Linked DNA regions of Mus musculus: region 1 is linked to region 2. Evidence: chromatin loops called from intact Hi-C (ENCODE). Cell type or tissue: left cerebral cortex. All regions are shown on one strand. Links, peaks and the distances in the headings refer to the core of each region. The heading gives the core; the rest is flanking DNA. Region 1 holds the start of Exd2 (exonuclease 3'-5' domain containing 2). Region 2 has its middle 30 kb from the start of 2310015A10Rik.

Region 1 (5,378 bases), core at 70-5,069, 300 kb after region 2:
AGCCAGGGAAGGATTTGAGGACTGGAGTTTCATATGCTTATGAGCTGCCATGTGGGTGCTCAAAGATGGAACCCGGATCCTCTGCAAGAGCAGCAAATGCTCACAATCTAGCTCACATCTCTCGAGCCACCCCACCTTGAAGTTTTATATATTTAATACACTTTGTGGGGGCACGGTTGGGATAAAGTCTTGCTTATGCAGCCCTGGCTGGTCTGGAACTTGATATATAAATCAAAGTGGTCTTGAATTTGTAGTAATACTTCTGCTTCAGTACCCCTGCCCCACCCCCACCCAGTGCTGGGATGATAGGTATGTACCACAATACTTGTCCTCTCCTCCCCACCCCGTGTGTGTGTGTGTGTGTGTGTGTGTGTCTGTGTTTTAGACTGGGCCTCCCTCATATAGCTGAGGCTGGCTGAACTTGGTCTTCTTGCCTCCATCTCCCAAGAGCTGGAATTACAGGCTTGTGCCCTGCCACCCAGCTTCAATCTATCACCTTTAACTCTCCTGTGGTGATATTTCTTCTGTGGTCTACATGTCTGTGGCTACATGTCATCTGGCCACTCTTTGCCCTCCAGCTCCAGCAGATCCAGAAGTAGCCTTGTGTTGCCTTCTTGCAAAGCTGGATTTGGAGTTCTTTATCTATTTCAACTCCTCCAAAGAATCTACTAGAACAAAAGCAGGACAGAATGACAGACTTTACTGACCTTTGTCTCTGGAAGATCAAACACCTTAAACTTTTCTCTCTTCCTTAACAACTCTCTTCTATAGTTGTATTCTCCTTCCAAGAACTTTAAATTCTTTGCTGACTCTTCTCTGATTTTCTGTATTCCCTCCTTTCTTCCCTCCCTCCTTCTCTTTTTTTCTTTAAAACCAAGTCTCTAATGTCAGCCAAGCTAGTCCCAAACTCACTACTTGTATGGCCAATGGCCTTGAACTTCTGATCTTCAGGCTTCCCCCTCCCAAGTTCTGGGGTTATAGGCATGTGCCATTTACTTTATATAAAGTGTTGGGATTATAGGCATGTACCACTTACTTTGTATAAAGTCTTAGAGTTTCTTGTCTCCTTGTCATCTTCACCTCAATCCCTTAGTGATTTCCTCCAAAACAAAGAGAATTCATATTTAACCTGTGGGTTGTTCAGTGACTTATCCCTTTGTGTGATGTGTGAGAATAGCACCATGTCTGAGAGGATTTTATAGAGTTCTAAAATTATTATGGGCATTTCCCTCAAATTTCTGTATCTTCAAAAGATGTCCTCTCACTTCTCACATTGTATGTGTGTGTGCTCAAGTGCTACTGTGGATGTTTCCAACCAGCCTCTAAGCTTCTTGAGTGGACAGAAAAAGATGAAAATTTATAAACAAAACAAAACTCCTTCCTTTTTGAGATAGCGTTTCGTGTAACCCAGGCTTACCTCAAATTTATCATTGTAGCCTGAGGTCTAGATCCCCACCACTGCATAAACGGGGTGTGGTGGCCCAAGCCTGCCTGTAATCCTAACACTTGGGAGATGGAAGCTGGAAGATCAGGAATCTAAGGTCACCTTTGCTCACATTTTGAGAGTTGAGAGCCAGATTGTGCTACACAACACCCTGCTTTAACCCCCTTAAAAAAAAAATCAATCCTGAATGAATGGTTTCATATATAGACAATATTGTGGTTGTTATGAGGATATAGGGACCAGGAGAGATGACAACAGTAAAGAGCACTGGTTGCTCTTCTGGAGGACCCAGGTTCAATTAACAGCCCCCACACAATAGCTCAACACTTTCTATAATTTTTTTTCCTTTTCTTTTCTTTCTTTCTTTTTTTTTTTTTTGGTTTTTTGAGACAGGGTTTCTCTGTGTAGCTCTGGCTGTTCTGGAACTCACTCTGTAGACCAGGCTGGCCTCGAACTCAGAAATCCACGCCGGCTCTATAAATCTTTTCCAGGGGCTCAACGCCCTCTTCTGGCATCTTCAGACATGTACGAGAGGGGAGAGGGAGAGAGGGAGAGGGAGGGAGAGAGAGGGAGATGGGGAGAGGGGAGAGAGAGAGAGAGAGAGAGAGAGAGAGAGAGAGAGAGAGAGAGAGGGAGAGAGAGAGAGAGAGAGAGAGAGAGAGAGAGAGAGAGAGAGAGAGAGAGAGAGAGAGAGAGAGAGAGAGATTAATGGCTATAATATATAACGCGAATGAAGAGCACATTCTGTAAACAGTTTCCTTATTTTCCCGCTCGAATATAAGAAAATTAATGGGGGTGGGTGGGTATGGGGGACTTTTGGTATAGCATTGGAAATGTAAATGAGCTAAATACCTAATAAAAAAATGGAAAAAAAATAAGAAAATTAATGTAGTGGAGAAACGCTACCCTGGGTAAAAGAGAAAAAATGTCCTGTGTTGCATTTGTGAGCGAAAGTTCAATAGGCTTCTTCCTTCAAAGCCAAAACCAAAAGACGAAGCGGCATCTCAGAAAACACCACTTTTCTGAAGACATTAAGTCTTCGCAATTATAACCCTCCTTCCCCATCCTTTAACCGAGAACCTGGGGAGGAAATGCTGCCCTAGCGGCTTCCGTACAAAATGGCGCGGCCCATAGGCACACACCACGGGGGTTGTATCCTCCTGGCCAGCCACTGGGCCGGAAGTGGCTACGGCTTTTATGCATCCGGGTGGGTGCGCCCAGACCGCCGCGGGGGTTCCAGCTTGTCAGCGTGGGGTGCCGCAGGTGTTCGGTCGAGGCTGGAGGCCGCAGGTAAGGGAAGCTCGGGTTGGCAAAGTCCTCTCTGGGGTTGTGTGGCAGGCAGAGGGGTTTCCAGCGCGGCTCGAGAGGGTGGTGATGCTGAAGGGACCACTTTGCGCGTGGGCGACTGTTGGGCTGCAGAGGTGCCCAGGCGTTGTTGGCACTGCCCCTCTCCCCGCCCTGAGGCGCGGCCTCTTGGCCCCTCACTCTCGGTGTGGGCGGTTGAGCCCTCAGGTTCGGGGAGGACTCGTCCCGCCATTGGTCCCCAAGCCTTCCCGGGCCGCCCCTTTCCATCCGCCCGTCTCCTCGTCAGGAGCATCCACCAACCCTTCAAGGCTTTCTGACCTCGTCAGTTAAAAAGCAGCCCCCGCCGGGGTTCCTCCGGGCTTCGGGGGACCCGCCCCACCCGGGACCTGCGGGGCCACATCGCTCGCCGCCCGTCGATTTGCTGGGCACCACCTCTGGCTTTGGCTTTTCACCTTTGGCTTTGGCTTTTTTTTTTTGGCGGGGCAGATCAAACTAGAACTTTAAATCTTATTTATTAAAAATGGACAGCTGTTCACCAAAATTCAGACAACTCAAGTATTTATAAGCTTTGGTACACGATTGGACGCAAATTCCCTTATGTAACCATTCCTTAGAAACACAGAACTGTTTTGTTTTTAGTAACTTTTTTTTCTTTTTTTCTTTTTTTTTTTTTCTTTTTTAAAGAACTGGAGTAGTGGGGAGGGGGAGGGTCTCTCGCTATGTAGCCCTTTCTGGCCTGGAACTCAGGGATCTGTTGGCCTCTGCCAAGTGCTGGGATTAAGTCAAGATTTATTTTTGTTTATGTGTGTGCGTTATTTGGAGCCGGAGTTGCAGCCGCCTGTGAGCTGCCTGGTGGGAGGGAGTGTGCTAGGAGCTGAATTTGCGTCCTCTGGAAAAGTAGCTGGTGCTGTTGAATTATTTTGTTGAAAATACATCTTTTTCTCTTCACATAATATATTCCGACTGTGGTATCCACTTCCTCCACCCCTTCCAGTTCCTCCCCACCTCCCTTCCCATCCGAATCCACTCCCTTTCTGTCTCAATTAGAAAACAAACAGGCTTCTAAGGGGTTATAATAAAATCGAACAAAATAAAATATAAGCTAAATAAAACCATCAAATCAAAATTGGACAAGACAAACAGCAAAGACACCAAGAGAAGACATACGAGTCAGAGACCTGCTTGTTTGAATCCTCAGGGATCCCATAAAAACACTAAACTGGAAGCTGTAACTTAGTGGAGGACCTGTTGAACTCCTGCGTGGGCCCTGGGCATGAAGCCCCAGCCTCTCATGAGTTCCTATGAGCTTTGTTGAGTTCATGTAGAGGGTCTTGTTTTTTAGTGTCCTTCATCCCCTGTGGCTCTTACACTCTTTCCACCTCCTCTTTGGGGTGTGGGGTCCCTAAGCCCTGAGGGGAAGGGTTTGATGGGAGGCACCACATTTAGAGCTGAGTGTTCGAGGTTTGTCACTGTCTTAGTTAGGGTTTTACTGCTGTGAACAGACACCATGACCAAGGCAAGTCTTATAAAAACAACATTTGATTGGGGCTGGCTTACAGGTTCAGAGGTTAAGTCCATTATCATCAAGGTAGGAGCATGGCAGTATCCAGGCAGGCATGGTGCAGGCAGAGCTTAGAGTTCTATGTCTTCATCCAAAGGCTGCTAGTGGAAGACTGACTTCCAGGCAACTAGGGTGAGGATCTTAAGCCCACGCCCACAGTGACCCATCTATTCCAACAAGGCCACACCTCCAAATGGTGCCATTCCCTGGCCCAAGAATATACAAACCATCACAGTCACTCTGCACAGTGTCCAGCTGTGGGTCTCAGTATTCACATTCTGCTACAGGAGAAAACTCTTGATAAAAGCTGAACTGATCTAGGAGTATAGCAGTATGTCATTAGGAGTCATTTTACTGCCTCCCCCTTTATGAAGAGTGGTATTTGTTCTCACCCAGGTCCCTGGATTATCTAGTTTCTTGCTGTTGGTCACCACAAGCAATGTTGGGTATAGGTTCCATCTCAGAGAGGGAGCTTTAAGTCAGATGAGATGTTGGTCAGTTATTCCATGAGCTTTGTTGTCACCACTGCCCTAGCATATTTTGGAGGCAGGACGCCACTGTAGATCAGAGGATTTGTGGCTGGCTTGATGTTTCTCTTTTGGTGGCATGTAGAGTACTTTCCTTCCTGTACCAAAGGCACTAAACCATAGGGGTGAAGGCTCTACGTGGGCGCTAGCTTGTTTCTCCATGTTCAGTGAGTTCAGCAGTGGGGCTTTGGAGTTAGTTTCTGGAGAGCAACCCATAGTCTTGGCAACAGACTCAGTTGTTTGGGGATGAGACGTCTTTGGCCAACAATTCAATTAGGTGTAACCCAGTCCTAGTACCAGAAGCTTCATTTGGTGACAAGGTACCTGGCTGGGACTCTGTCTCCCCCATTATTTGGCTATTATATTTAGATCATCTTTATATATTTATTTATTGTAGGAAGCTTCTATTGTATTTGGTTTCCATACTAATTTTAATTGTCTCCCCCATATTCCCTACCTCTTCCCACTTGATTCTCCTGTTCTAGCCCCCACCTCATCCATCTATAACTATTCTGTTTTCTTTTCCTAACGAGAGCTTTCT
Region 2 (5,378 bases), core at 259-5,258:
CGTGTTTGAATTTGGCCAAGCTAATGAAGTCTCTAACCAACCCAGTGTTTCTCAACCTGTGGGTTAAAGGACCCTCTTACAGGGGTTGCCTAAGACCATCAGAAACATAGTTACATTATGAATCCATAGTAGTAGCAAATTATAGTTATGAAGTAGCAAGAAATTGTACGGTTAGGGGTCAGCACAGCATGAGGAACTGTATTAAAGGTGACAGCATCAGGAAGGTTGGGAACCTCTGCTCTAACCCTCTGTATTCCTACTGCGTTCCCTCTGTAGCCACACTGGGTTCATCCCCATCTCTCTGTAGCCAGGCTAGGCTCCGCCCCTTCTCACTTTACCAAGTGAAACTTTGCCTTCAGTAGAGCCTTGTAGGTGTTCTTCTAGACAAAATATTCTGGATGGGCAAGAAGACACCATTCTAATTCCCAAACAAAGTACCAAGTTAACCGTGAGCCTTGATTTTTGTATTATTGGGTGTGTCCCACTTCCCTTGCTGGGTATGAGTATTGAAATCACGTAAGCTTGAATTAGGAAGGACCTTGTGCAGACGTGGTAGGGTGCGGAAAGGTGACACCAGTGACTTCCAAGTTGAGGAGCAGATCTAGTTAAGTGCTTCAGCACACTGTGGCTCATTAAATTCAGAATCCTGTGGGGACACTTTCCATTTGAAGAGGTGGGTTTCTGTTTGTTTGTTGTTTGTTTTGTTGTTGTTGTTTGCTTTGCTATTGTTTTACCAAGTTCTGTTGGAGTTCGTCAAAAGACCCTTACTCAGGCTGGTGAGATGGCTCAGTTGGTAAGAGCACCCGACTGCTCTTCCAAAGGTCCGAAGTTCAAATCCCAGCAACCACATGGTGGCTCACAACCATCCGTAACGAGATCTGACGCCCTCTTCTGGAGTGTCTGAGGACAGCTACAGTGTACTTACATATAATAAATAAATAAATAAATCTTTTTTAAAAAAAAGACCCTTACTCAGAAAGACCACAGAGACCGCCGCCATCGCTGCAAACCGCATGAGGAATTTTATTGATCCAACATGTTGGGGACTCCCCTCTCGGCATGCAGGCCAGAGGAGAGAGACCAAGAACAAAGAAAGAACACACTTTTTATACCTTTGTAAGGGGCAGATTTGAGCAACAGGGTTCTCATTGGTGTCATTGGTTGGTTTGTATAGTGACTAAGTAACCCTTTGGCCTAGTGACTCACTTTGCCTGCCCCCATGGTGGGTTATTATGATTTGGTCAGCAAAGTAATAGTACATTAACGTCACAGCTATTAACGAACGTCAGGGGAATTCTTGCAACAAGGTCAGGGTGGTTTGTGGTCTTTGTCAGAATTCAGTGTGGGGCAGGGGGCAGGAGAATTGCTAATCTTGTTATTGTTATTTCTCTTGAGAACAGCTAATATTGTTTTGGTAGCTGCAGGCTTAATCATTTTGACCACTAAAACTCTGTTTTTACATTTGTTTAGTCAGCCAGCTTCCTTATCTGGCTCTGCACTTGGCCTGCAAGGACAGTTTGGGAAGTCCTTTTTGAAGGGGGAAAGTACTGGGTGGTTTTGAATTCATTTTGGATATTACAGTTCCAGGCCTTCACTTTATTCTTATAAAATACATACTTTTATGAAATTGTGACCATCACTATGGCCCGGGCGCTTTTTCAGCTCTCATCCTCCCGTTTGCCTTATTGGTTTTGTCAGGGCTGTGGATTTAATGGGTCCAAAACACCAGAGAAACGTGTTGACCAAGAGGAGACCAACCAGAGAAGCTGTATCGAGCTGAGCATGCTCACTTAGTCACTTAGATCTCTAGAGAGAGGAGCCACTGACTGTGCTGGCCCGCACTTCGGAAGAGCAGAGACGGATTCGTACTGTACCTTCCCCGGACTTCCGCATCCGACCCTTTCCTCTCGGGTAAAAACCATTAATGCAGCAGCGTCTTCATAGAGCTAGGCTGAGCCCGGGGGTTCTCTACGCCTACCTGTTTCCGGTGCGATTTGTCCTGAACTCACGATTGTTCCTCCCATCTCCACCTCCTCCGAGCACCTTGCGATTACTGGGATGCGCTACATACCTGGCTCCCTATGTCTTTACAAGTCTTAGGGGAGAGGAATTGGGCCTTTGAAATGACTTCTTGCTATGCGTCCCAGGCTGGCCTCAAACTGCCAGTCCTCCTGTCTCAGCTTCTGCCCGTGGAGTAGTGGAATTACAGATCTGTGCTACCTACCCTACCACATCTATCACATAACGCCTTTTAAAATGACTTTCAGAAGATGAGTTAGCAAACCCCTCGTGTTGTTGGAAAAGCAGAGCTCAAGAGAACTTACAATTAAGACAGCATGACTGGAAATGAGAGCTGCCAGCAAGTGATAAAGAGGAAGTTTATGTTAAGCCTGGTGTGGTAGCACATACGGTGACCCCAGCATTGGGAAATAGAGGCAGGAATAATAGGAGTTCCAGGCCATCCTCGGCTGTATGGTAACTAGGAGGCTAGCTTTCGCTAAATGATACTCTATCTCAGAAAAGCAAAGTGTATAATAAAATGTTGAAATTAATTTGTGGTTAAATTCCACACAATGTGTGTCCTTTCCAGGGGATGGAAAGATGGCTCAGCAGCTAAAAATGTTTGTTCTTGCAAATTACCTGGGTTCAGTTTCCCGGGACCCACATAGTGGCTCACAACTATCTGTACCTCCAGGTTTAGAGTTACAGCACCCTCTTCTGGCTTCCATGGGTACACACACACCACGCATGCACGCAAAACACTCATTTACATGAAATAGTTTTTTATTCATTTTGCATCTATATCAATGCCCCCTAGCCTCCCCCTCTCCCAGTCCCTCCTCCCATTCTCCTCTGAGAGGGTGGCACCTCCTGTCCCCAAATCCCCATGTTCTATACTGTCATTGGATATCTTGATTTTTTTGCTTGGTTTTTGTTTTTTTTATACGGGGTCTCACAGAACTGGCTATGTAGACTAGGCTGGCCTTAAAGACCAGGCTGCTTCTGCCTCCTGAATGCTGGCAGTCTAGCTTTCTTAAAAATTGGTGTTTGTTTGTTTGTTTGTTTGTTTGTTTATTGAGTCAGGGTTTCTTTGTGTAGCCCTGGCTGTCCTGAAAATCACTCCGTAGCCCAAGCAGGCCTCAAACTTGGAAATCTACCTGCCTCTGTCTCCCAGTTGCTGGGATTAAAGGCATGTGTGTCACCACTGCCTAGCTGGTTTCTAATTTTATTTTTTCATTTATGAGGGTGACATCCTATAGAAGTCAAGAGCAACTTTCCCAACCTGTTAGCAAGTTCAAGGGCAGCCTGCATCACATGAGACCCTGTCTCAAACGACCAACGAAAGTGTAGCTAGTTAAACTATAACCTAGTCTTTCCATATTTAGAGTATCATTCCTGTATTCGCCTGTGCATACTCAATGCTTACCATCAGACCTGGTTTTGACCTATTTCGATACGTGTGTCAACAGTCACCATGCCATCAAGCTCAGAGCCCAACCCTGTCAGACTTGGAGTGCTGCGTTTGACAGTCAGCAGGTTGTCTAGGGCCCTGTTCTTACTGGGTATCCACTCTGCAAGTTCTGACAGTGCCACATGTCTTGTTGAAGGCATCTGGTAAGACTGGCTGCAAGTTGCACCTCAGTTTCAGAGTTGATGAAATGGGAAACTGAGGGATGGAAATAGCTCTGACAAGGTCCCCTTATACCCTACCTCACCAATGAGCAACAGTCACCATCCAACATGTTCTGGACATTGGGGATTGTCACTAGCTTCTGTGCTGTGAGTCTGTCCCCAGGAAGTCATGAGCACATGACTCGAAAGTGGGACTTTGAGAGAAGAGATACCCATGAGTGGGGCAGGCCAACAGCAAGAGATAGCAGGACCCCAGGGCTTCCCAGATCCTGTGTCTGGTCCTATGTGGAGCCTACTCTCTAGTTCCTGTATTCCATGACATCCTGAAGCCTACCATGTATTGCTGAGCTGGCTAGATAGTCCATGTTATTGACAAAAGGACCCCCTCATGTTGACAGTTGTTGTTTCTATGACTCTATTCTTTTCTTTAAAAAGATTTATTTATTTATTTAATGTATATGGATACACTGTGGCTGTACTGATGGTTGTGAGCCATCGTGTGGTTGTTGGGAATGAAGATTGCTCACTCCGGTTGGCCCTGCTCGCTCTAAAGATTTATTTATTATACATAAGTCCACTATAGCTGTCTTCAGACACACCAGAAGAGGGCATCAGATCTCATTACAGATGGTTGTGAGCCACCATGTGGTTGCTGGGAATTGAACTCAGGACCTTCAGAAGAACTGTCAGTGCTCTTAACCGCTGAGCCATCTCGCCAGCCCTCACTCTACTCTTTTTAGATTGCAGCCCACCTGTGGATAAAACAAAAGGTGGAACTGGTGGCATCTCCAACGCCTCCTTTCTACCTCTGAGGCAGCTGGCACTCTCCATCCTGGTGCTGTGGGTTTAGATCAGAAGTGTCCCCCAAAGGCCATGTATTGACGGCCCTGTTACAGCCTGGGGTACTGTGGGGACATGGCTGGACCCATAGGAACTGGAGCTGTGTAGAAGGAAACATCTGCTGCCTGGCTGTAGCAGGTACACACATCCTTCAGCATGTGCCTCCTCACGGTGATGTGCTGCTGTCTTGCTATAGGCCCAGAGGCAACAGGGCCAAGTGAGGATGGCCTGAAACCCCCGGATTCACGAGTCACCGTCTCTCGTATAGATTACTCTGTGTAATTCATCACACTGATAGAAAGCTGGCTAACACACTCTGTACTTACTAGCCATGTGACTGTGCTCTGGCTACTGAGTTTGTGGCCAGAGGGAAACTTAGAGATGGTCTAGCAATGAAAACAGCACTGAGTCACTAGGGGTTGGCCGTGAAGGTGCCGGCGAGAGTCAGAAAGAGGTGCCTTATCCACAGACCAGCCTTGTGGGGCTGTCAACAGTCTCCAGAGAGGATGGGTCTAAGATGGATGAAGATGTAAACTTAAAGTGTGCCATCCACGCAGACAGGAAAGAGATGCTTCCCACAGAGGAGGAGCTAGCGGCTAGCTGGGTCACAGAAGGGAATTTCATCCAAGCATTTAGAGTAAAATCGACCAAGAATAGAATGCAAAAGATGTCCACTGATAAAAGGCAGGCTACACCACCTGGTGACAGGCAGACAGTTTCTATTAAGAGATGGAGTTCACCTTGAATGACCTTAAATGCAACAGCCCTGAAGATGGTTGTCTTATGCCTGTTTACAAAGTCCATGTGATCTGTAACAACCTCAAAAGCAGAAGCAAGTAGCACAGGACTTTGAATCTAAAATAAATAAACAAGTACACCCGACGCTCTGGTGGTGTGTGATCTGT

What was found. A loop is a pair of places that touch in the nucleus more often than their neighbours do. Peaks named below come from ENCODE experiments on the same cell type or tissue, not always from the same donor. Only the 100,000 strongest peaks of a DNase experiment are listed, where the experiment ranks them.
Region 1: a loop joins it to region 2, with 3 times the contacts of the local background. A loop is called at or near these places in 4 of 42 quality-filtered maps.

The regions. Positions count from the first base shown.
Region 1 is chr12:80,460,547-80,465,924 of GRCm38, forward strand. Exd2 (exonuclease 3'-5' domain containing 2) reads left to right here and starts at 2,549. Exons shown (of 9, transcript NM_133798.3): 1 at 2,549-2,734. In left cerebral cortex, for the core only: CTCF peaks have their summits at 1,913 (motif pointing left) and 2,556; DNase peaks (open chromatin) are centred at 1,933, 2,602, 2,958 and 3,603; H3K4me3 peaks cover 1,866 bases; H3K27ac peaks cover 1,470 bases.
Region 2 is chr12:80,159,943-80,165,320 of GRCm38, forward strand. No RefSeq gene overlaps it. Among named protein-coding and RNA genes, the nearest start is that of 2310015A10Rik, 30 kb to the left of the region's middle. In left cerebral cortex, for the core only: CTCF peaks have their summits at 2,700 (motif pointing left) and 4,247 (motif pointing right); a DNase peak (open chromatin) is centred at 2,714.